Linked DNA regions of Homo sapiens: all the other regions are linked to region 3. A link is a loop called in an ENCODE intact Hi-C map of the cell type or tissue named here. Cell type or tissue: endothelial cell of umbilical vein. All regions are shown on one strand. Region 1 overlaps LOC105369308 (a long non-coding RNA gene). Region 2 has its middle 25 kb from the start of CLDN14. Region 3 overlaps CHAF1B (chromatin assembly factor 1 subunit B).

Region 1 (8,000 bases), 270 kb after region 3:
AGCTTGCATCTTTAACCAATATGCAAATACTCATGCAAAAAGACTTTTTTGGTCTTAGAAATGATCTCCACTGGACAAATAACCAGAAATAGAATTACATACTGTTCAAGAGCTGTGAATGCTTCTAAATCCCTTGAGATACATGAATGAGCAGGCCAGATTCTCAGTTAACGTCACTGTCAGGACTGTGAACACCTGCATGGCAGGAGCTCCCTTTTATCACTTGAAGGCCTGGCTCAGCGACTGGCACACTGTGGCCACTCCGTGGGTGTTTCCGTGAGTAACAGTGGGTGTGCAGGCAGAAGTGCATGAAGGCACTCCAGTCCAAAGAACTGCATTCCTTTTGCAGCACAAAGCACGAGCTGTATCTAGGCTAGTCCAGCTCTAGACCACACATGAAAGTGAGTGCCTGAAACATGCAACCCTCTATCTGCTTTAGCCACCTTCACGCACCAGCTAAGTCATCGCACTTTCCATGACCATGTTGCCTGTGAAGAGAATGAACATGGTCTGATAAATCAGGCATCCAAGCAACTGTGCACAAGACTGCAGATTGCATCCATTGCTTTAGGTAGGTCAATGGGAGCAATTTTTAGCAAGTGCAACTGTGTCACTTTGGATTATTTAATAAGTTAACTGTCCTATTTAATACTGATTCTCTAAATCAATATTAGCGACTCATATGTATTGTCACAGTCCACCAATGCCCAGACAAGTTAGACTGTGAGCCCGAGGACTTCAGAAGATGCATTAACCACTGCAGGCCACCAAATAGCCTTCCTAAGCCTTGCCCTACTTCTCTACCAGGAAGGGGTTTATACTCACACAACTACCAGCTGAAGGGATTGGTATTGCTAATACCTTGGGACCTCCGTGTACTGCTTTTTCCTACAGAGCAAAGTGTAGAGGCAAAATGATTGCTCTTGGGGCCAGGCATGGTTGCTCACACCTGTAATCCCAGTACTTTGGGAGGCTGAGGTGGGGGGCGGGTGGATCACCTGAAGTCAGGAGTTAGAGACCAGCCTGGCCAACATAGTGAAACCCCGTCTCTACCAAAAATACAAAAATTAGCCTGGCGTGGTGGTGCACACCTGTAGTCCCATCTACTCTCTACTCGGGAGGCTGAGGCACGAGAACCACTTGAACCCAGGAGATGGAGGTTGCATGAACCAAGATCATACCACTACACTCCATTCAGGTATCACAGCAAGACTCTGTCTCCAAAAAAAAAAAAAAAAAAGAATGATTGCTCTTGGGAATTTCACCACTAAGATGCCAAAAAACCATGGCACATCAGCTGGCCTATAATGAGGTGGGTCTACGTTCCAGTGAATTTATTCCATCTTTCAGACTATATCACGTGGAATTTTCTTATAGTCTTTCTCCCCCTTTAAAACAATCCTAAGGTTATTAAAGATACTCCTTTCAGTACTGCCTTCCCCACCCCTTGGGCTACACTATTCAGCTGTTTTTTAAAGAACAGAATTGTAACTTGCATTATCAATAGAGAACATTCCTGGAGAAAACACAGATGTTTTCTGGCTCGTGTCACACAGGCGGTTCTGAAATCTACGAAGTTATATGAGGACTTCCTGGCACCGTGAGAGGAAGGTTGGGAGGCAGTATTACTCAGCCAGACCAAAATGATTTTATTTATTCCACATGCCTAAAAATATGTTTGAACATAATGTGCCATAATTTTTCTGGTGATTTCTATGAATCAGTTTTTAATTATGAATAATGTTTTTAGAGATACTCCTGAGAAATTGTACCCAAGTTTCCCTTGACAGCCATCACATAAAGTATCTAAAATGAAGCAGCTTCCACGGCTAACACAGAAAATCAAAGCATGAATTTCTAAAAGATCCATTAGTCATCTTTGCTGAGAACAAGAGTCTCACGATTCGCACATGCAAAGGGTGGCTGAGAAATTCAGGTCAACAAACATAACTAGAAAAAGACGGTTACTGTCAAATAATTGTTCAAAGGAGTTTTGTACAAATATAAATTTTGTAACTTCACTTGGAGCCTTTTTTCTTTTCTTCTAGTTAGGAATTTTCTCTGTGTTTGAATTATTGCCTTTCTAATCCTCAGCTGACGTTTTGCAGCTTTTAAGGGATCGCTGTGGCTACAGCAGGAAACGTTCCTGCTCCATGGCCCAACGCAGGCCACTCAGAAATTAAAATGTTTGTGCAAGATAATGAGTATGAATTTCCATTTCTGGGATTTACTTTTAGAAAATCCAGCTACTGAAACTCAATCAAGGAGGGTCCAAGTGACACCCTGTCAAAGAACAGATGGGTGGGGTCAGCTCTGGAATTCAAGTACTTTTCGCAGGTGTATCTCTCCTGGAAACCACTTTCCTGCATTTGTCAGAGCTCACAGCTTCTGCGAAAATGTCGGCTAGGGATCAGGCTAAACAGAAGTACAAATAACTCAAGTAGCTTTCAGTGGAGCACCCTTAATGTTGCTTAAACAGGGAGGTATTTTCTGGTCAATTACCTTAAGTAGACTCCAGTAAACGCGAAAATTATTTTTGCATGAGTAACAACAGCGCTTATCTTTTTCCTTCCCCGGCTCCCAACTATCCAGGAATAAAGCAAATTCACACAGGAGTATTCCAGGACTCACAACCTTGTTTAGATTGTTTAAAAGGAATTGGAGGCTGTGGCTTTCCATCCAGTGTCGAGAGCTCCCGAGCAAGTTGAACGTGGCGCCGGCTGCTTAGCCAGAGGAAGCCAGCGTCTACCTGTGTCACTGAACGGCGCTCCTCCCACGGCGACACCTCCGTGCTCTTTTTGCTTGTATTTATTCAAAAATTAGATTTGTCAATAACGCAGGGCCTGGCAAATAGGAGGACCTCTCCAAAATTAAATGCAAGATTGAACATAGGTCTCTCACATCATAATAAAGCGGTTTAATTTGGCTTCCACCGGGGGAGCGGAATAGCACTTGCCCAGCCCCTTTGAGCCCTGCGCACACTCGCACCACCGCCGCCTCTCCCACAAAGAGAAAAGCCACGAGAAGGGTCCCGACTGTGCAAATCTGTGTGCCCTCCCGAGGAAGGCGCCCGAGGGCTCACTCTGCCTGGTTCAAAAGCTTGTGGGAGAGAAGCACCCAAAAGAATTCCGTTGTCAGGTTAAAGTCTTTGTCTATACTCGCAGGATGGGAAGGACGATGGTGCAATCACCGAGATTATTTTGTTTTCGTCCTCTAAAAAATGAAGAGGGGACTGGAGTCGGGACCAAAATTATTGGCAGACCGCACGGTTTGCAGTCACCCTGAAGTTACCAGCAGCCGATGCTGTGTCCAGGGAAAATATTCTTGAGCTGGAAAACGTGCTAATTTAAAGTCTTTCGTTTCACACGAAAATGTGCTGCACTCTTTGACTGCTCAGGAATTTGCTCTAGCACCTAGAAGGAATTCTGGCTTAGGGCAGGGGCGAGGGACAGTGGAGGGCGTTGGACCTTCTTCCGCAATCGGGACCACTCCAGGTCTCCCCGGAGAAGGCTGAGTCTCCAGCGCGTGGATTCAGATCAGGACTCTGTCTAAGTAGGCGAGAGCTGGGGATACCGCTGGGGGCTTTGGCGAAGCTAAGAAAGCACTGGCTTCTTATTCTCACCAGACATCTCAACACCCACGTGCGCTGGGTCCCGCAGTCTCTCGCCCGCCCCACGCGGGTCCCAGCCCTGGTCCTTACTCCCCGCGCGGGAAGAATCTGGGGAGGGTGGGGGCGGAGAGGCGGCTGATCGGAGAGTGGGAGGGAGGATGGGAGATGGGCAGAGGCTGCCCGCATCAGGGCCAGGACAGACGTCCGCGCGGCCCCAGGCACTCACTTGAGTGTCACGCAAGTCACCCCAACACCGCACAAGACAGTGGCGGGGTGCGCACCGAGGCCCCTACCTGGGGGGTGTGCGCGCACTGAACGACCCCTTCTCCAGGTGCGCGAGCCGCTCCGGCGGCCGTGCACACTGCGCCCCCTTCCGCCCACCTGCCTGGCCTGCGTTTCTAACCACGCGGGCGGTCCCGAGACTTCGCGCAAAAGGCAGGACCGCGACTCCCAATAATGATATCTTCGAAATAACCCCCTGCTGAGCCGGCGCCCAGGGCCGGGGGTAGAGTCCCGAGTCCCTTTTGCGGAATTAAGGAGACCTCTGGCGACCGGGGAGCCTGCCCCTGTGACCGCTCCAGCAGCCCCTGCCGCGTGCGTGCCCGAGTGTGGCCCGCAGCTCCCAAAGCCCAGGTGTGTGTGGCCTAGGGCGGGGAGAGTTGGCGACCCGGGCCCATCACCGCCCCAGTGCCACCGCCCCAGTGCCTGACCAGATGGGGTGCGGTCCCTACGCCCGGCGTGGCCCCGCCGCCGCTCAGATCTGAAGTCCGGCTTTCGCTCGCCCTGCGCGGCGGAACCTCTGACCCGGAGCAGCTCTAGGCCGTGGGCTTCGTCTCCTCCTCCTGGAAGGAATGAATGGGCTCCCCGACACACACCTCTCAGAAAACTCACCTTTCACGCTGACCTTCAAAAGAAAAGAAAGAAAGAAAAAGAAAAATCCGCTCGAAGCGGGAAAATGTCCACGCCCGGATTTGGGGTGGACACGCGCCCCGGCCTGGCTGGAGGGGCCAACCCAGCGGGGCCCGCCTGCCCGCCGGCCTTTCTGTAACTTTCTCTCTTTAAACTTCCAATGAATGAACGTGCCTCTTCTTACGGATTTGTTTAGATTAGGGAATAGATTCCTCGCTGATAGCGTTGCTTTGCAAATAAGACCTCCTATATTATTCAAACCAAACGAGTTTGTGTCTTTAAAGGACTATAGCAGCCCCATTCTATGTTAAGGGTTGGCTATTACAATTATTATATGCTTAGGGAAAAAATGTAAGCCCCGTAGTTTGTGCTTTTCTTGATGTACAGAAAGGTTTATCTTAGGTGGATAGGTTTTGTTTTGTTTCTTAAATGGGATTTTTTTGGTTCGTGTCTTTGAAGGGCTGTTTCGCGACGTCATTAATGAACTAATCGGTTTTCAGATTTCAAGACGGTGTGTAATTGATGTAACCACTGAGGAATTTCAGTGCACACCAGACTAAGACTCTTCCAGCGCAGGGGATTCCAGATGCTTCTTGGGCCCTCTGGAAGCCATGGGGATGTTTCCAGACCGAAAGGAGGGCTTTGCTGGGGAGCAGATGTGCTGCCTCTCCCCGACCCAGGATTTTGAGGCCATGTTTCCGTTAATCTGGACCGAGAGCCCTCTGGGAGAGGGAGGCAGGTCGTAGGGGGCGGGGGTGAGGGGGAGCGAGATGAGGTCGTCGCTGGACGCTGGGCTCCCTTGTCGTTGTCCTTTTCCCCAGAATCCATGGTCAGGCCTAGGGAGCCACCCCTGGGTGCTCGAGATGAGTCCCCACCCTCACTGAAGGTCGGTCACTGGATGTTTGTGTGCATCGTAAGGGGCCCACCGAAGTCCCGAAGCCTTCTCAGGGACCAGCGAGAAAGAGGAGCAGGCTTGGGAGACAGGGAAGGAAAATGCAGGGGAAAGGGCTCACCCCTCGACCCCAGGTAAAATTAGAAGGAACGTGTGGCAACCCAGGTGCAGCTTTGGTCGCTCGCTCAAGGACTTTGCTAGTCACTACCATTAATTAATTAATCACTATCATTAACTACCAAGGACACCGTTTTTATTCCCCTAAAAGCGTCACCTTGAGGGGAATGGAGAATTGGGCAGCAGCTATGCAAATCCTGGGACAGGAGACACTGCCTGAGGACCCTCTCTCACTCCCAATCCCAGAACCCGAAGTTATCCCCGACAACCAAGTCCAAGCACATGAACCAAGACGATCAGCTTCAGGCAGCTCCTTACCCCCACAAGCGGCCCAGGAGGTGGGCATTATCCCCCACCCCTGGGATTTCTCCATCCCTCCCTCTTCTCTCCTGCGGGAGAGAGAGCTGTGGTCACCCAGTTGGGCGCGATGGCTCTGGACTAATGGGGTCTCTAGACCCAGGGCACAAAGGCCAATCTGCCAGGGGTTACTGCATGTAATGAGATAATCAGACATGTTGACCAACCTAAAAGAAAAGACTCTCCCAGGGAGTAACTCCCAGTGAAATAATTTATTAAAAAAAGCAAAAAAGAGACATAAATTTCTCTCTACTACTTGAGGAAACAGCAAACAGAACGAATTAGGGTCTTGGCCTCTGCAGGAATAAATTATTTCCGACTTGGTCTGGATACCTGTAATTATTTGTAAGCTGTGGGTAGTAATACTGTAATTGTCCCCCGGTCCTTTCTGGAAGTAGCAATGACCCCAAGGACAATTGGTGACGTCTCCACAGGGTTTACACATGGAAAGGAGTGAAAAATCGAGGAATTCTTTCAGATAGCCCAGACCAAAAATCCTCTCAGCCATGAAAAGGTCATATATGTGATGCTGGGCCAAGCGGACTTTTCTGGAGTAACCATATCATAACTGATTGCGGATGTAGACAAGAGCGTATAAACCAAATAGGCTTGAATCAACGCAGTCCTGGATTTTCTGTTGCCTCTGCTTGCTGGGGCAGTGGAAGTTCTTAAACTCCACTTCAGAGGTTGGAAATTCTTCCCCCTCCCCCACCTCCTTAGTGACAAGGTCTCTGATCTCCTGCTGCCACTGCAATAGCCTCTCCCATCCCGCGGGGAACGGCCGGAGTTCTTCCCTTGATCTCTCCCGAGTCGGCTTCCGCTGGGGATGGATCGCAGGTAGGCGCCGGCGCGGCCTGGGGAAGAACAGTTGCGGAGCATCTGAAGCGGAAAATCCAAGCAGATGTGAGGCGATCCGGGCCCGCCTCGTTCCTCTTGGGGCCTGAATTTCTTCCAGATAAGTTTCCTAATGGAACATTTCTAAGAGGTGGGGTACGAGGCGGCTTGCTCGCACGCGCAGTGGGACAGACTGCGGGTGGGGACGTACTGAGAGGTCCGGACCTCAATGCGTCCGACCCGTCTCCACACCGCCCTTTTCCAGCCCCCAGTCTCCTTTCATTCCCTACTCTTCAGGCTCCTTTGGGGCCAGTGGGTGAACCGCCATTTAGAACGGTGCCTCGGACTCGGGGGTCGTGCGCTCCATCTCTGCCTCCCCCCTGGGGCCCGCGAGGCTGGTCCGGGCTTTCTGAGCTGGGCGTTCGGCTTTAGGCCCAATACCTGGACCAGGAATTTCTTCTCCCCGCGCCAGAAGGGAAAGACATAGGAGGTGTCCCAATCTGCGGTCACCGCCGATGCTCCTGACCACTCTAGTGAGCACCTGCCCGGTACTTTTCCATTCCAACAGAGCTTCCAGCTTCATACTAACTATCCCACATACGGCCTGTGGGTATTAGCTCTAAGTGTCCTTTTCCGAGGGCCCGAGGCTCCCCCTCCAGCAGGGAGAGCTCCGGGACGGCCCCCACCAAGGGTTGGGTTTCTTCCTTCACAATTCCACAGAGGCATCCCTGTCCTTCCTACCTGGGAAACCTCGAGGTGCGGTGCCCGTGTACTTCTGGTACTTTGCGTGGTGCCATCAGGGACCCCAGAGCCACAGCTGCGTGTGTGTGTGGATGTGTGTGTGTGTGTGCGCGCGCGCGCGTGTACGGCGAAAGGATGTGCTTGGGGGAGCCGAGTACACAACGTCTGCTTGGGCAGCTGCTGGGCAGGCGTTGGGCCTGGAGGTATCTCACACCCACGTATCTTCCAGTCTTCAAACACGGCATTGCTCTGCCTCCCGTAGCGCGCTTCGAACCTGCCTCGCGGACACGTGAACAGAGGCTGTCCCTGGGAAGATAAGTGCGCTTTCCCGTAAAATCCGGGAAATTTGCCTTGAGGAAAGTTTCCGTTCTTGTTACTTGTCGGGTTTCTCCCACTTCCACTTAGCCATGTTTCTGCGATCTGGGTAATCCCTTTCAAGCCCAGGAGGAATTCTCCCGGGTCCATAATTGAGGGTCGGAAGCCGTGGGGGTGAGAAACGCATTAAATCCTCCCGAAGCCCAGGAGGTGCCAGAGCGGGCT
Region 2 (8,000 bases), 83 kb after region 3:
AATGGCCTGCCACATCCTGAACCCTTCAATGTCACCCTCATCTTTCCTTCTCTGCCTTAGAAGAGAAAAGGATGATGGCTTATCTGAGGGCTGAAAGATTTCATCCACATCAAGCCCCATTTGCATGAAATGTATCTGCCCAGTTTATATCAGCAACATGAAGAGCAAAGAAAACTGCCTGTTTATATTGCCACATCTGCAGGGCATTGAAATACATTATTAATGGGAGTTTCAGTCAATATCTCACTTTTTTTTTTTTTTTTTTTTTTTTTTTTTTTTTTTTAGAAAAGTGAAACCATGATTGGGTTACATTAGTGTGAGTTGTAGAAACCAGGTTAAATCTGACCTTTGGGACATGGAGACGGTCATCTGACCCAGGGCGGGTCACATTCAAAGAGCACAGACAAGGTCCCCCTGAAGTCAGTGGGACATTTGGGCCTGAGACTATGAAACTGAACTAGAACTTATGGGCTTTAGGGAACAAGCCCAAAAGCTCCTAAATTTCCTCCTTGAAGATCTCCTCGCTACTGTTTTTCTTCTAGATATTCTGCTGCTTTGACAGGTACGCCACCCCCTGTCTCCAAACTCACACGTTCAACCCAGTGATGGGTGGAGACTGGGAGGCTCTGTTAGTCTCTCTTTTCAGTAGCCTGGCCCTAAATTAAAGGGCCCATGGTTTTCTCTAGTTGAACACACCCCAGGCTCCCAGCCAGCCCCTGGCCCTCGAGAGGGGTTGTTTTTGATGGCAGGAGGGAGATAAAAGTGAATGTATTTTAGGATCTTGTTACTAGGCCACAAGGAAACACTGGATGGAAAGTCTTATGAATTTGAAAAGACCTTTTTTTTTTTTTTAAATCAAATCCAAGGAACCCAAAAGGCGTTAAGCTATTGTTTAAACATAGACCCAGTGCCCAAACCCTGCACACTAGTTTGTAGAGGTTGGAAGAGGCAGGATGGAAGGGGTTAATGGTGCTATTCTTTCTTGAATATTCTGTAACACACCACAATGAGCCAAAAGCAGTCACAGGGAACCATCATGAGGAGTAGCATGTTTTTACCTATGTTAACTCCAACATCCGCAATAGCTGAACCTTAGAATTATTATCCGAATTGTGCATACCAGGAAACAACAGATTTGATGAGTTTAATAACTTGTCCAACATTACAAAGTTAGCAAGAGGTAGGGTCCAGAAATGAACAGCGTCCTTTCTTCTGCAGGCTGGCTCCCATGAAATACTATTCTTATGCCTGTTGAGGTCTGATGTGGTATCACATTATACTACTGGACCAGCTAGGGGGTCAAGAGCATTATGCCATCTCTGTAGTATGCTTAGGGGTCAGTCCTGAAATGAGCAGAGTTCACTTTCAGCCATGAAAAGGATATTCCGAGGAACTGATATCTTAGATTGCTTTCTTTTAGTGCATAGACATCACTTGAGAGGCTTCATGTTACTGAGACATCTTGTAAACTTTACAGCTACTGTTTTACACTTCATCAGCATTCCTGATCTTATTATGGTGTTCACTTCAAATAATGTTGGGTGTGTAAGAATCAAATGCAAATTGTACAGTATTTGACACGGATGTCTTTAGGAGCCAATATTTCCTTAAATATCATGGTTTCAGTGTTATCCACTAATGCTTTAATAGATAGGGTTTCTTTGCATTCATAAATGGTAATAAAGATACGAGTTGTCTACTATAAAACCAAACACTTATATTTCCCAACTACTAAAACATCTATGTAATCTTGAATCCATCTGACCTAAAGGAAGGAAAATGTTCTCAACCCAGGCTACACATTAGAACACTTGGGAAGCTTTGAAAAATTCTTAATGAATGGGCCCCACTCCTAGACCAATTAATTCAGATCTCTGAGAAGTGTGGTCTGAGAACTGATGGTTTAGAAAACTGTACAGACAGTTCTAACATGCAGCCAGCTTGAGAACTACTGGGTTTAGACAAGAATGGATTTTTTTGTTTTTTGAGATAGAGTCTCACTCTTTCGCCCAGGCTGGAGTGCAGTGGCACAATCTTGGCTCACTGCAACCTCTGCCTCCTAGGTTCAAGAGATTCTCCTGCCTCAGCCTCCCAAGTAGCTGAGATGACAGGTGTGCACCACCATTCCGGGCTAATTTTTGTATTTTTAGTAGAGACAGGGTTTCACCATATTGGCCAGGCTGGTCTTGAGCTCCTGACCTCAAGTGATCCACCTGCCTTGCCCTCCCAAAGTGTTAGGATTACAGGCATGAGCCACTATGCCCAGCTAATATGGTTTGGTTCTGTCCCCATCCAAATCTCATCTTGAATTCCCATGCGTTGTGGGAGGGACCTAGTGGGAGGTAATTGAATCATGGGGCCAGATCTTTCTCACGTTGTTCTCGTGACAGAGATCTGATGGTTTTAAAAATGGGAGTTTCCCTCACAAGCTCTCTCTTTGCCTGTCGCCATCCATGTAAGACATGACTTGCTCCTCTTTTCTTTCCACCATGATTGTGAAGCTTCCCCAGCCACATGGAACTATGAGTTTTCCATGAAATCTCTTTCCTTTGTAAATTGCCCAGTCTTGGGTATGTCTTTATCAGCAGCATGAAAATGAACTAATACACCAGCCAAGAATGGATTTTTAAATTAATGGAGTTAGGTCTGATTAATATCAATGCATTAATGTATAAATGTCTACATTATGCATTACAATAAACAGTTTTGAATATAACACAACTAAAATATATGCAATGAATACAATACATACAGTAAGTCATTAGCTTCCAGGTATAAGTAGATGCTCAATAAATATTACTGAGTTACTGAATGAATGGCATCCTACAAAGTTTTATATGAAAAATTATATTTTGATGAAATTAAGATGCCATCAATTGTAAGATGTAGTATCACTGATAAAGAAAATAGATTCATTAAATTATGACATGCTATCTAGTATGTCACACCCTAACTTCAAAAATGTTAAAAAGGCCAGATGTGGTGGCTCATGCTTGTAATACCAGCACTTTGGGAGGCCAAAGTGGGAGGATCACTTGAAGCCAGGAGTTCAAGACCAGCTTGGGCAACATAGCAAAATCCCATCTATATGTAAAAATAAAAAAATTACCTGGGCATGGTGGTGCACGCCTGTAGTCCCAGCTACTTGTGAGGCTGAGGTAAAAGGATCACTTAAGCCTAGAAGTTTGAGGCTGAAGAGAGTTATGATCGTGCCATTGCACTCAAGCCTGTCTCAGAAAAAAGTTAAAAACAAGAAAAAAATACAATATTTTGAAATTACTGTATTCTCTTTTTCTGCTTAGTCTAGGCCAACTGTTATACCATTAACTTCCACTAGATGCCGCTGTGACCTGCTACTTCAGGTTCCGAAAGGCAATCTGAAAGCCAATTTTCTCCAAGGATTTAAAATTGAAATAATTCACCCCCTTTAAAGACAAAAGATATTTTAACCACCTCATATTTTAGGGGGTTGTGGCTCATTCTTTCTTTGTGTTAAGACCTATCTGAAGTATCTCATGAAGTGTACAATTATTTAAAAAGGAAACTGAAAAGTTTTAATGGCTTGATAGAAAACAATTGCTTCCCTTTTATCCACATCCCCAAATTTCACATTTTGCGTGTAACTCATGACTAGTCTGCAGTGGGTTATAGAGAAGAGATGGTAACACTGATAGGAAGGCTGATGTTGACTTCAATGAAATAAGAAGTAAAACTTGAAGGAAAGAGTATGACATCTTCTGATTTGAAGACAGCAGATCATGGTACCCTGTACCCATGAGTCACTGCTCCCAGAGATAGGAAAAGCTGGGTGGAAAAGAAAATTTGGGCTGATAGGACTGGGTCCTGAGCTTGAAGCCAAGCCCAGTGTTAACCCTGGGCATTGACCCAGGCCCTCCCTGACTGAAAATCTGGAAGATTTTCCCTGCTGGGTGAGAATCACTTTTTCAGCAAAACAATACAAGCTTTAGGGCCAAAAGGAAGCCCATGAAGCTTCCAGAGACGTGCTTAGAGCAATGCTGCTCAAATTCTTACCAATCTCCACTATATGAGAACAGAAATGGACAGTAAGTATCTCAAAACTTGTATAACAAATTTAAACAGGTTTACGTCTGCTAAATCTAATAAAAAGAAATCAGGATTGTATTTCATATGTCTTTGTTTCATATTTCATTTTTCCAGTAATTCAATTCTTTTAGTATTTTACAAAAGTATTGGTCCATAATAGATTGGAATTTTTTAAAAAATAGCCCTTCAGCCCAGATAGCTTTTGAAGCACTGCAGACAGCCCACCCCAAGCTGCTGGAGGAGGCAATTCCAGGACGATGAAGCCATCATACTCCTGAATAATGTTCTAGTAGACCAAACAGCTAAGAAAGGGCTGAAGAACAGGAGCACTTAGATGATAAAGGACAGGATGACTGGAGAGCTAAAAAGAAATCCTAAGAACAGAACACCTCGGGGAGTCCCAGCCTCTGAACCCACAGTCAGCAGCTCACCAGAACCTAACATTTCTGCAAAGGCTCAGAGATTCCACCATTGCCACTCCCAGCAGTTCGCCTGCCCAATGTAGACAATCAGCCTAGCACTGACTTTGGGACAAGAGGATCTCAGGTGGTTACAGTGAAAAGAAAATGCAAAACCACTCAGGATTGCCCAAGTCTGACATATTTAGGTTCAGAAGAGAAACACACAGAGAGGTCCATTGTTAACCCCTTCCTGGTTTGATCCACCCAAAGCCAGCCGGCTTGGATGGAGGGGAGGCGTAAGGCACTGTGGACTTCCATTTATGGGTAACTGTGAGCTGGCTTTTGTCTTCTCTGAAAAATGCCCTGTTACACTAGCATACTGTCAGTGTCTTTTTTGGATAGCCATTTGGTAATATCTATCAAAATGTAAACAGTGAATACTCTTCAACTCAGCTATTTCTCTGCTAGAAATTCATCCCCCAGTTATACTCCTAAAGTAAGCAAAGACATAAATAATACAGGATTCAATACTCTCTGGCTCTTTCTGAGAGAATAAAACTGGATAAAATGTAAATGTCCTTTATAAGAGATTAGTTACATAACTACGGTACATCCACACAGATTAGTATGCACCATTAAAAGATTAAATGCTTCTGCAGTTACTGATATGCAAAGAGTTCCAAGACACAATGTTAAGTGAAGGAAGCAAGTTGAAGTGCAGTGTGTACAGCATGATCCTATTTGTGTAAACAAGAACAAATGCAGTCAGGTACGGTGGCTCATGCCTGTAATCCCAGCATTTTGGGAGGCCAAGGCAGGTGGATCACCTGAGGTCAGAAGTTCAAGACCAGCCTGACCAGCATGGCAAAGCCCCATCTGTACTAAAAATACAAAAATTAGTTGGGTGTGGTGATGGATGTCTGTAATCCCAGCTATTTGGGAGGCTGAGGCAGGAGAATCGTTTGAACCGGGGGGGCGGAGGTTGCAGTGAGCCGAGATCGGGCCACTTCACTGCAGCCTGGGTGAAAGACCAAGACTCTGTCTCAAAAAAAAAAAAAAAAGAAAGAACAAATGCATTTCTGTCATGCAGAGAGACCTTCTGAGGGCTGCACAAAAAGCCGTTCACAGCGATCACCTCTGGGGGGTGGAGCCAAGGGTCAAGGTCGGGGAGGACTTTCATTTTTAACTTCACACTCTTGTATGTGGTCTGACGTTTTAAAAAGCAAAATTGTATCAATTTAATAGGGAGCAAGGTATCTATTGCAGAGCATCAAGAGTTACAAGAGGCCAGGTGCAGTGCTTCCCACCTATAATCCCAGTGTTTTGGGAGGCCAAGGCAGAAGGATTCCTTGAGTCCAGGAGTTTGAGACCAGCCTGGGCAACACAGCAAGACCCTGTCTCTAAAAAAATGAAAATAAAAAATTACCTGAGCATGGTGGTGTGTACCTGTAGTTCTAGCTACTCAGGAGGCTGAGGCAGAAGGGCTGCTTGAGCCCAGGAGCTCGAGGCTGCAGTGAGCTATGATCACACCACTGCACTCCAGCCTGGGCAACAGAATGAGATGCTCCCTCTTAAAAAAAAAAAAGCACTACAGGAAATGGCAGCAAATATCAGTCAGCCAAAGACACAACCTGACACAAGCGGCTGCACAAAATAGTAGTTGCCCTTAAGCTCAAGGGACATCAACAAGGAAAAAACACACAACTCCCAGTGTTCTCTCAACCCATGGCTGTGTATATCTTTTAGTGATGAGCCTTGGGGACCCCATAAAACCCAGAGGAACATGTGGCAGAGGACCCAAGGCTTCCAGGGATTGTGGCCATCACCAGGTGAGAAAGCCCAGAGACAACCGCTTGAGTGTTTAATTACTATGTGAAAATGGAATGAGAGGGAAGGAAATTGGGTTTGGTTACTTCAATAAAAAAAGGTTGACCGGACGTGGTGGCTCACACCTGTAATCCCAGCACTTCGAAAGGCCAAGGTGGGTGGATCACCTAAGGTCAGAAGTTTGAGACCAGCCTGGCCAATGTGGTGGAGTCCCGTCTCTACTAAAAATACAAAAATTAGTTGGGTGTGGTGGCACGCACGTGTAATCCCAGCTACTTGGCAGGCTGAGGCGGGAGAATCACTTGAAACCAGGAGGCAGAGGTTGCAATGAGCTGAGATTGTGCCACTGCACTCCAGCTTGGGTGACAGAGTGAGACTCCATCTCAAAAAAAGAAAAAGGTTGCCTGGCCCTGGTTCATAAGTAGAGGGAGTGTCTTGTGTCTTGGGAACCAGTAGCACTGTTAACATTTACAAACGGGACACACACATTTCCTGTTTAATTCCACCCTGCACAGTGCTGATTCACTATGATACCATTGGTCTCAGAAATACTTTTCTTAAAAGTTGTATATAATTACCACATATATACACATAAATAAAAATATACACACATATATGTGTATACATGCACACACACATACATATCACACTCTGTGCTCTCAGCCAGGGAGAGCTGGGGAAGGAGATTGTCTTTGGAGTCCTTAGCACATTACACTATATTACAAATGCTCTTGGCCGAAGAGTATTCTCAGTGCTGTCCTGAGTTGTGTTCTGCAAAATGCACTGTTTATTCCACTGTGATCTTCCTTTCTGCCACTCATTTCATGTTCTAGGGAACAGTTTTGACTCACAGTTATGGGTAAAAGGTGTTTGAGTGATTGTTCTAGACTCACCCTAAAGAGACCAAGGAAGAATATTATGCCAAGTGTCAAAAAGCTACTTTCCAGGCAGCTCAAGTTGCCTTCATGGAAATGATGAAGGAAGCAGAGGGTGAAGTTTAAGGACAGGTGGAAATCCTTCACAATCCTATCGGGCATCATTAACAGCACTGTAAGGCTGGGAGAGATGACCAAGGGGATTTGAAAACAGCATTAGGGTAGGAAGCCGGAATTAAGCTTATAAAGACCCATAGAGCACGCAGTCCTTCTATGTCATGGCCTATCTGACAGATGCGTTGGGGGGCCCCGGAGAGCCAGGAGTAGTGGGCAGAGGGCAAGCAAGCACAGAGCCATCCTCTACAGTGGTCAGAGGGCAAGCAAGCACAGAGCCACCCTCTACAAGGACACCGGAGCACTGAGGCCATTGCTCTTGGGAAGAAACCACCGAGGTTTCTGTTAGCCAGGGTGGGCCAGCTGAATGTCTGCAACATCACTGAAAACAGTCACAAGTTGGAGAGACAATGGTCTTTTTAGCACTCCCCTTGGGGGAAGCAGTGTGGGAGATGGAAGGTTCTGGAGTAAGGGGTTATGCCTCGAGGGGCTGGCTTCAGGACATTGTCCTGTGGGTTGGTAGGCGTCCTTAATTGTGGGGCTTTTGTTTTGCTGAGAGGAGGCTGCAAGTTTGAGGCAAAAAATGAATTCTCTGGAGGTAAAGAAGCCGCTGAGGCTGCTCCCCGCTGGCCCTTTCTTCCTGCTGGGCCTTTCCTTTATTTATTTAGAGTACTCAGCCTTTCCTCTAGGTAAATATTGAAAGAATATATAAAAACCA
Region 3 (8,000 bases):
GTAATTCTGATGCGCAGCCAAGATTGAGAAATCTAAGGGAAAAAACTTTCCCTGGATACGGTCTGTTCTGGTTAAATGCATTTCCACTGAAAGCATTTTTTTTTTTTTCCGAGACAGAGTCTCGCTCTGTCACCCAGGCTGGAGTGCAGTGGCGCAATCTCCACTCACTGCAACCTCACCTCCTAGGTTCAAGGGATTCTCCTGCCTCAGCCTCTCCAGTAGCTGGGATTACAGGCACCCGCCACCACGCCCGGCTAATTTTTGTATTTTTAGTAGAGATGGTGTTTCACCATGTTGGTCAGGCTGGTCTCCAACGCCTGACCTCGTGATCTGCCCACCTCAGCCTCCCAAAGTGCTGGGATTACAGGCGTGAGCCACCGCGCCCAGCCGAAAGCATTTTCTTGATTATCTCTGCCCCGTCACTGATTGACATCCTCCTTTGCTGGGGCCGCGGACTGAAGGACAGTATGCAGGAGGTGCCATCAGCTCTTCTGAAAAGAGACAGCTTTCAGTGTCATGTGGCTGGCGTGAGGTGCGGTTTGCAGTTGTTGATCCTGTGCAGACAGATGAATGACCATGGGTCCCCTGTCCTTATTGAGCAGCCTGCTTCCTGGCCATACCTGGGGAGGAACAGTATTAGGTTTTTCTGGGTGTGGTGGCTCACACCTGTAATCCCAGCACTTTGGGAGGCCAAGGTGGGTGGATCACTTGAGGTTGGGAGTTTGAGACCAGCCTGGCCAACATGGTGGAACCCCATCTCTACTAAAAATACAAAAACTAGCCAGGCGCGGTGGCACACACTTGTAATCCCAGCTACTCGGGAGGCTGAGGCACAAGAATCGCTTGAACCCGGGAGGCGGAGTTTGTAGTGAGCTGAGATGGTGCCACTGTACTCCAGCCTGGGCGACAGAGCGAGACTCTGTCTCAAAAAAAAAAAAAAAGAGAAAAAGAAGAACAGTATTAGGTTTTACAAATCTGTTTCTTGTGCATTGATTGTGGGAGTTGGGGTGGGGGACCCCTGATGGCCTGCCTGTTCTCAGCCATCATCCTTAAATATAAATCAAAATTGGCAATAAAAGACCAAGTGAAGTCACTTCAGTGTCATAGTCTAAAACTGCCTGCAACCATCTGGGCAGTGTATTGGGAAAGCTTTTGCAAAGGGAGCCCAGCCTGAAGGTTGGGCAGGCTTCCACCTTACAGTGGCTGCTGGGTTGAAGATCCTTCTCATGGTTCTGGATCTGTACTTGGAGGGGTCGTTGTTTCTGTTTTGAGCAGTATTTCCAGATGTCTCTAGCAACTCTACTGTTGAATATTAGTTCCTGCTGCTGGGGGTGCCTAGAAGAAAATCAGTCTCAGGCTTGGGGAGACTGCTTGGGAGAACTTGACCTGACTTCCCTGGAATCTGGGATTGTGAGGATAGGTCGGCGTTTGAAGGAAGAAAGTTGGAGGCTCAGCGTGGGCAGCAGAGGGTGAAGCCTTCATTTTATGCAGTGGCCCGTACGGTGGACAGGGGTATGCGGTGCCTCCTCGGGTTATCGTGGATAACGGGCCCAGCCATCCTCAGCAAGTGCCCACAGGGCCAGGGCCCTCTAGCAGAGAGGGGCAGGAGGATGTGCCACGGGGCAGGGGAGAAAGTCTCCTGGGGTCCTCGTTTACTCCAGTTTCCTCCCTTATATCCACTTCCGTCGTCTTTGCTGAAAGCACATCTGTGTAACGATGCCCTTGGCCCTCCTTACCTAAATAGTTGTCAGCGTTCACTTAAACAACATAGGTTCCAAGTCCTTGGCTCTGGAAACATCAAATGGGGAGAGGGAGGAGGTGGAGGATGAGCTGCTCCAGCCCCTTCTTCCCTGGTCTGGGGTCTCCCAGGACTTCTGCAGCCTCCCTGGTTATTAAGCTACAGTTCAACCTTGGGTGTGTGTGTAGGACAGACAGACTTGGACAAATTACTTCATGGGTCTGTGCCTGTTTCTTCATCAGAAAAAGTCTCTACAGCTAGAAAACCTTGGACTTTGTTTGCTTTGGTAGGGGAGAGGGGTAAGAGAAAATGTAGGGGGGGGTCACCCACAGAGAAACGAGAGACTGAGTTAATGCAGCTGGAAGCTGAGCCAGATTGTACTTCCCTTGCCTGGCATATTGAAGTAACACACTTGTTTTCATGCACAAATTCTCAGTGGCCACTGGGGGTCACTGTCCCCACTGAATCCACTCAGCAGTCCTGCTTCCTTAGGCCTGAAGGTCCCATGTCTCCGCCCCACCTCCTCTAAGTGATCCGCGCCCCTGTCCGGTCTTGGGAACAGAGTGGCCTTAGATACCGGCTTCCGCCCCGATGGCCAGACCCAGAGTGGAACACTGTTGAGCAGACAGGGGTGGGAGAGGATGATGAAAGCAGTATGTGCATGGCCATGCCTTTGTTCATTCATTCATTCATTCATTCATTCATTCATTCAAGAAATGTCTATCAAATATCCTCTGGGTACCAGAGGACACCTCAGGAACAAACCAGACAAAAGCCACCACCCTCTTGGGGCCTACATCCTGGCTTGGGGAGACCAACATAAGTAAATACAGGGAAAACAGAGTGGTGAGGCGCCCTGGGAGAGCTGGGTTGGAGACTGGGTTGTAGCCTGGAGTGAGAAGGGCCGAGCCGAGAAGGTCGAGAGGCAACGCAAGAGAGAACGGAAAGTGATCGGATGGGGCGTTCTAGATTTTTCTAGGAGCAGGATATCCTTGTCATCTAGGGTACCCGGTGTGTTCTCTGGGCAGGCTGGGTGTTTTGGGGTCCCCCACTGCTTCCCCACTTGGCATGAATCCCCATTTTGTCTGGAGTTGCCCTGTTCGTCACCCGGCCTCCCTGTCACCCTCCCCTTGGGAGTCGACCCCACGCCTGCCTGTGCGCAGCCTCTGGGGATGCAGTTGGGTGGTCCTCCGTCTCTGGCCTGGCCCTTTTGTCCCAGATCGAAGGCAGAACCACGTGTCATCTAGCTGTTACCTTCCATGTCCTGCTTTTAGCAAATTCTGTGGTGGTTTTAAGCACTCAGTTGTGAGAGGTGGTGGTTGTGGAGGGCACTTTCTTCTGCTGGCCCCTGTACCTTATGTCCTGCCTTAGCGTAGACAAGGTCAGCATGGAGGGGAAAATATTTCCACTGATGTGGGTCCCCTGCAGAGAGGGCTGTTTTTCCCTCAAGTTTCAGTTCTGAGTGATGGCGTGAAGCAACAGGTGTTGCCCCTTTCAAAGAGTCTGTAACAAATTTGTAGCAATGATTATACAGAGGGGGTAATAGACTGGCCCTTTTTTCTTCTTTTGAGATAGGGGTTCATTGTTGCCCAGGCTGGAGTGCAGTGGTACCATCTTGGCTTACTGCAGCCTCCAGGGTCAAACAATCCTCCTGCCTCAGTCTCCCGAGTATCTGGGACTATAGGCATGCACCACCATGCTCATTTTTAAATTTTTTCTTTTGTAGATCTCATTCCTGGGGTCTCACTATGTTACCCAGGCTGGTTTTGAACTCCTGGCTTCAAGCGATCCTCCCACCTTAGCCTCCCAAGTGCTGGTATTTTTTTTTTTTTTTTTTTTTTTTTGAGATGGAGTCCCGCTCTGTTGCCCAGGCTGGAGTGCAGTGGCGTGATCTCGGCTCACTGCAACCTCCGCCCTCCGAGTTCAGGTGGTTCTCCTGCCTCAGCCTCCCAAGTACCTGGCGCCTGCCACCGTGCCTGGCTAATTTTTGTATTTTTAGTAGAGACGGGGTTTCACCATGTTGGTCAGGCTGGTCTCGAACTCCTTACCTTGTGATCCACCCGCCTTGGCCTCCCAAAGTGCTGGGATTACAGGCGTGAACCACCGTACCCGGCCAGCCTCTGTTTTCTTAATACCCAGAACAACCTGATGTCTCCTTCCGTCATCAAATATTATCTATAAAAGCCATTTCAAGTGTCATCACAGATTCTTTCTTTGAAATCACTCTGGTCTCTGTTCCTGGTCAGAGCCCTTGGTGAGTCTGTATAGTCTGGGATGAAGTGAGGGCTGGTGTCAGCCCCTCCTGCTCCAGGTCTTCTCTTCCCTCGAGTTCCTCCTTGTCTCCTCCGGCCCTCTGAGTCTGTGGAGCTGGCTGTGCTCAAAAGCAAAACAAAAGAACATCACCTCAAGCCTGGGCTTTGTCCAGATCCGGAGTCAGCCTCTGCAAGTGAGCCGGACACATGCAATTTCCAAAGCTCAGGAGACTCCAGGCCCTCAGCGTAGGGAACCCCCGATGGGGGAGATTGGGAAGTCTGGAAAATTTGAAGGGGAATGGAATACTTGGAGCTCAGCCATTTCATGACAAGCATCCATATTCCACGACCCAAGAGGCTGAGTGTTGGGGAAAAGTCACCCCCCATGCCGGTGTCATTCTGCTTTCACGTGACAGTTACAGGAAGGAGTAAATGCCCTGTGACTGCCGCCACCCCCAAAGCAAGGAACTCGGGTTCCTAACAGGCCGGGCACTTGCGGAAGCCACTAGGGGGCGGTATTGCTAATCCTTCTCTCCTACTTGCCCCAAAGAGTCCTGTCCCTGTCTCCTTCCCGGGCCCAGGTCTCTTGTCCCTGCTCTCTGTGGGGCTCTGCTGTTGGAAACTGCTGTGAATTCCCTGGCGGCCCCTTATCAGATAGGCAGCTGTTCCCGTGACTGTCCCATCCAGAGTCCGACCATGCCTCCAGGACTGACATGTCTGCTGGTTGTCGTTGACACCAGAGGCATTTGAGTTGTTTGTCCTTTTGATTTCCACAGAATCCTCGATATTCAAGGCCGCCTTAGACGTGGCCTGTCTCCTAATCCTTGATGTCACTGGGCCACTGCCCCGCCACATTGCCTGGCTGGCCAGGTGGCCTGCCCACCCCCTAGCAGCAGCTCTCTCCCCACGGCCCCTGCACCAGAGGTGCGTTTTGATCGCCTCCTTTCCACCCTGTTGGTGAGGGAGGGATTCCCACACTGGGGTTTCGGGATGGTCAAACACAGCATCCAACACGGGACACCTGAGGTGCACAGCTGTTTGCTAGTCGCATCACTCACAGCTTGGGAGGGGGAGTACTCCGTCCAGGCAGGGCCACACGGGGCAGCACTCGAGGGCAGAGTGAACCGCAGGGGTGGTGGGCAGCCGGCTTTGCAGTAACAAGAGGACGGGGTCCCCCTGGTTCCCACAGGAGGATGTGATGGGCTCATGTGACTAATTCCTGGGGTGGTTGGGAAGTGAAGCCTGCTGCTCAGGGATAAACAGGAGATGCGCCTGGGGCCATGATAAGGCCCGGCTGGAGAGTGGGGAGGGGAGCTTGCAGTTAAGCCATTCAAGGCCCTTCCAGTTTTAGAGGCCAGGCAGCACCTAATATTAGCGTTAGACCTTAAACCAGGCGGGTGGGTGGAAGGCTGGCAAGGGAGTTGTCCTTGTTGGTGGCAGGGGACCTTAGGCCAGCGAGCCAAGTGACTGTCAGCTTCTCCCCCAAGTTGGGGCTGCCGGAGTGTGTGGGATGGTGAGAAAGGGGGTGTGGGAGGTGAGAGTGGAAAACCATGGACTTTGGAGCTAGAAGAGGGGCTTAGTTCTGTCTTAAGCAATAAATTGCCGTGGGTCTTTGCACATTTCACTTCACCGACCTTGGCCTCCATTTTCCTCTCTGTAAAATGGGGATGCAGCATATGCCTGACGGTGTTTGAAAGGATTACCTGAGACAGGTAGCTTCCTCTTTTTTTTTTTTTGAGACGGAGTCTTGCTCTGTTGCCCAGGCTGGAGTGCGGTGGCTCGATCTCAGCTCACTGTAACCTCCACCTGCTGGGTTCAAGCAATTCTCCTGCCTCAGCCTCCCGAGTAGCTGGGATTACAGACGCATGCCACCATGCCTGGCTAATTTTTGTGTTTTTAGTAGAGACAGCCTTTCACCACATTGGCCAGGCTGGTCTCCAACTCCTGACCTCGTGATCTGCCCACCTCGGCCTCCCAAAGTGCCAGGATTACAGGCGTGAGCCACCGCACCCGGCCTAGCTTCCTCTTAAGTTGAGAGTTCTGTTTTCTCACAAGAGAAATGTAGATTTCTGGAGAGATACTTAACCACTATCAGTCACGGTTCTACAGGATGTGTGTAGAGAGATTTACTCTAAGGAACAGGCCCATGCGATTGTTGGGGCTGACAAATCCAAATCAACAGCGTGGACTGGCAGCCTGGAGACCCCTGAGAGCCAGCAGTGCAGAGGAAGGCCAAGGCCATCTGCTGGAGAGTCCCCTCTTGCTCAGGGAAGGTCAACTTTTGTTCTAGTCAGTGCTTCAACAGATTGAGTGAGGCCCACCCACATTATAAAGGGCAATCTGCTTCCTCAGAGTTCATGAATCTAAGTGTTAATTTCTCCAAAACACTCTCCAAGTTGACACACAAAATCAACCTGCACCCAGGCCAGCACTAGGAATTGGGAATTGAGAACGTGTGTGGCCTGGTGGGCTGACCAACAGTCTAGACTCCAAACAGCCGTGGGTCTGGATCCTTAATCCGTGGCTAACCTGGCCTCCCAGACATTTAGTACAATACCCTCTCTCCCTCCAAATTTTCTCATCTACAAAATGAGAATACTCTGAGGATATCAATCAAATATCATACTCTGATAACCTCTCATAACAATTCAGGAACTATTCAAACAGGGTTAAGCTGGTTCCTTCCCTGTGAGCAGGAACAACCCAAAGAATTTGTGAGTTAATACGTAGCTGAATCCAGCACAACACAGGTTCTCAGCCATCACATGGTTTAAAGGCTACAGACTCCCAGCCAGTGTGCCCGGGCTTGGATCCTGGCTCTGCCAATTGCTGTGTGACCAAGGGTGTGTTGCTTAACCTCGCTGAGCCTTGCTTTTTTCATCTGTAAAATGACACGACAGAGAGCCCTGGGCTCGAGGCCTTGCAGTGCAGATTAAATGAGAGACCCTGTGTGGAGTGCCTGGTGTTGGTGTCCCTTGTGGTGAGCCTCAGAACCCGTCAGCCAGGGCTACTCCTTTCCAGACCCCGTCACTGTCGCCACTGACCCCCTCATGGGCACACATGCTACAGGGGTTTCAGTCCAAACCAATGCTTTTGGGCCCCAGCTCATATTGCTCTTCCTAGTAGACCTTGCCCTGTCAAAAGCTATCAAATTAACATCTCAAAAGCCCTCCATGGACGCAGTGACGAGAGCCTGTGGTCCCAGCTACTCAGGAGGCTGAGCCCAGGAGTTCAAGGCTGCAGTGAGCTATGGTCATGCCACTGCGCTCAAACTTGGGCAACATAGTGAGACTCCATTTCTTTAAAAAAAAAAAAAAGCCCTTTGCTCTTGGGTTTCTTGCTATTGAGAAGCAGATGTTGGGAAGAAAGTCCCCTTTGGGGGACGGTGGGATTCGTACTGTTCACCAACAAAGGAGCAGCTGCCTATGGTGGGCTGGTGGCCCTGGACCACCCTGAGGGATGAGTGAGATGCACATTCTCAAGCTGCAGTCATTACACCATCCCCCGACCCACCACGGCTGGCTTTGACACCCACCAGAGAAGCCCAGGCCAGAGCAGCCTCCAGGGGAGCTGACTCAGGCAGGGTGGGAGCCGTGAACCAGAGGCAGCTGCAGAAACGTCCAGTGATGTAAGGCGGACGAGGCTGCTATGTGTGGCACGGCTTCTACAGCTGACAATGCTGAGTGAGGCTCTCATGCACACAGTTGCAAAAAGGCCTTTAAAACAGCCACTATGTAGAAACAAGCATTTAAAAAACACAGCAAGCCTGGCTCATGCCTATAATCTCAGCACTTTGGGAGGCCAAGGCAGGTGGGTGGATCATTTGAGGTCAGGAGTTCAAGACCATCCTGGGCAACATGGTGAAACCCCATTTGTACTAAAAATACAAAAAAGTTAGCCAGGTGTGATGGCACCCGCCTGTAATCCCAGCTACTTGGGAGGCTGAGGCAGGAGAATCACTTGAACCCAGGAGGCAGAGGTTGCAGTGAGCCGAGATCGTGCCACTACAA

The links. A loop is a pair of places that touch in the nucleus more often than their neighbours do. Peaks named below come from ENCODE experiments on the same cell type or tissue, not always from the same donor. Only the 100,000 strongest peaks of a DNase experiment are listed, where the experiment ranks them.
Region 1: a loop joins it to region 3, with 7 times the contacts of the local background. A loop is called at or near these places in 3 of 110 quality-filtered maps.
Region 2: it touches region 3 in a loop (5-fold over the local background); 20 of 110 quality-filtered maps call a loop at or near these places.

What each region holds. Positions count from the first base shown.
Region 1 is chr21:36,689,240-36,697,239 of GRCh38, forward strand. All of the region lies in intron 1 of LOC105369308 (a long non-coding RNA gene), which reads right to left. Among named protein-coding and RNA genes, the nearest start is that of SIM2, 5.9 kb to the right of the region's middle. RefSeq lists an enhancer at 6,355-7,267. In endothelial cell of umbilical vein, a CTCF peak has its summit at 3,996 (motif pointing left); no DNase peak of the experiment used is centred here; H3K27me3 peaks cover 7,305 bases.
Region 2 is chr21:36,501,086-36,509,085 of GRCh38, forward strand. It overlaps a transcript of CLDN14 not described here. Among named protein-coding and RNA genes, the nearest start is that of CLDN14, 25 kb to the left of the region's middle. In endothelial cell of umbilical vein, a CTCF peak has its summit at 3,314 (motif pointing right); a DNase peak (open chromatin) is centred at 3,336.
Region 3 is chr21:36,417,923-36,425,922 of GRCh38, forward strand. It overlaps CHAF1B (chromatin assembly factor 1 subunit B), which reads left to right. Exons shown (of 14, transcript NM_005441.3): 14 at 1-1,093. Among named protein-coding and RNA genes, the nearest start is that of CLDN14-AS1, 8.4 kb to the right of the region's middle. In endothelial cell of umbilical vein, CTCF peaks have their summits at 2,169 (motif pointing right) and 4,489 (motif pointing right); DNase peaks (open chromatin) are centred at 2,229 and 4,519; H3K27ac peaks cover 1,118 bases.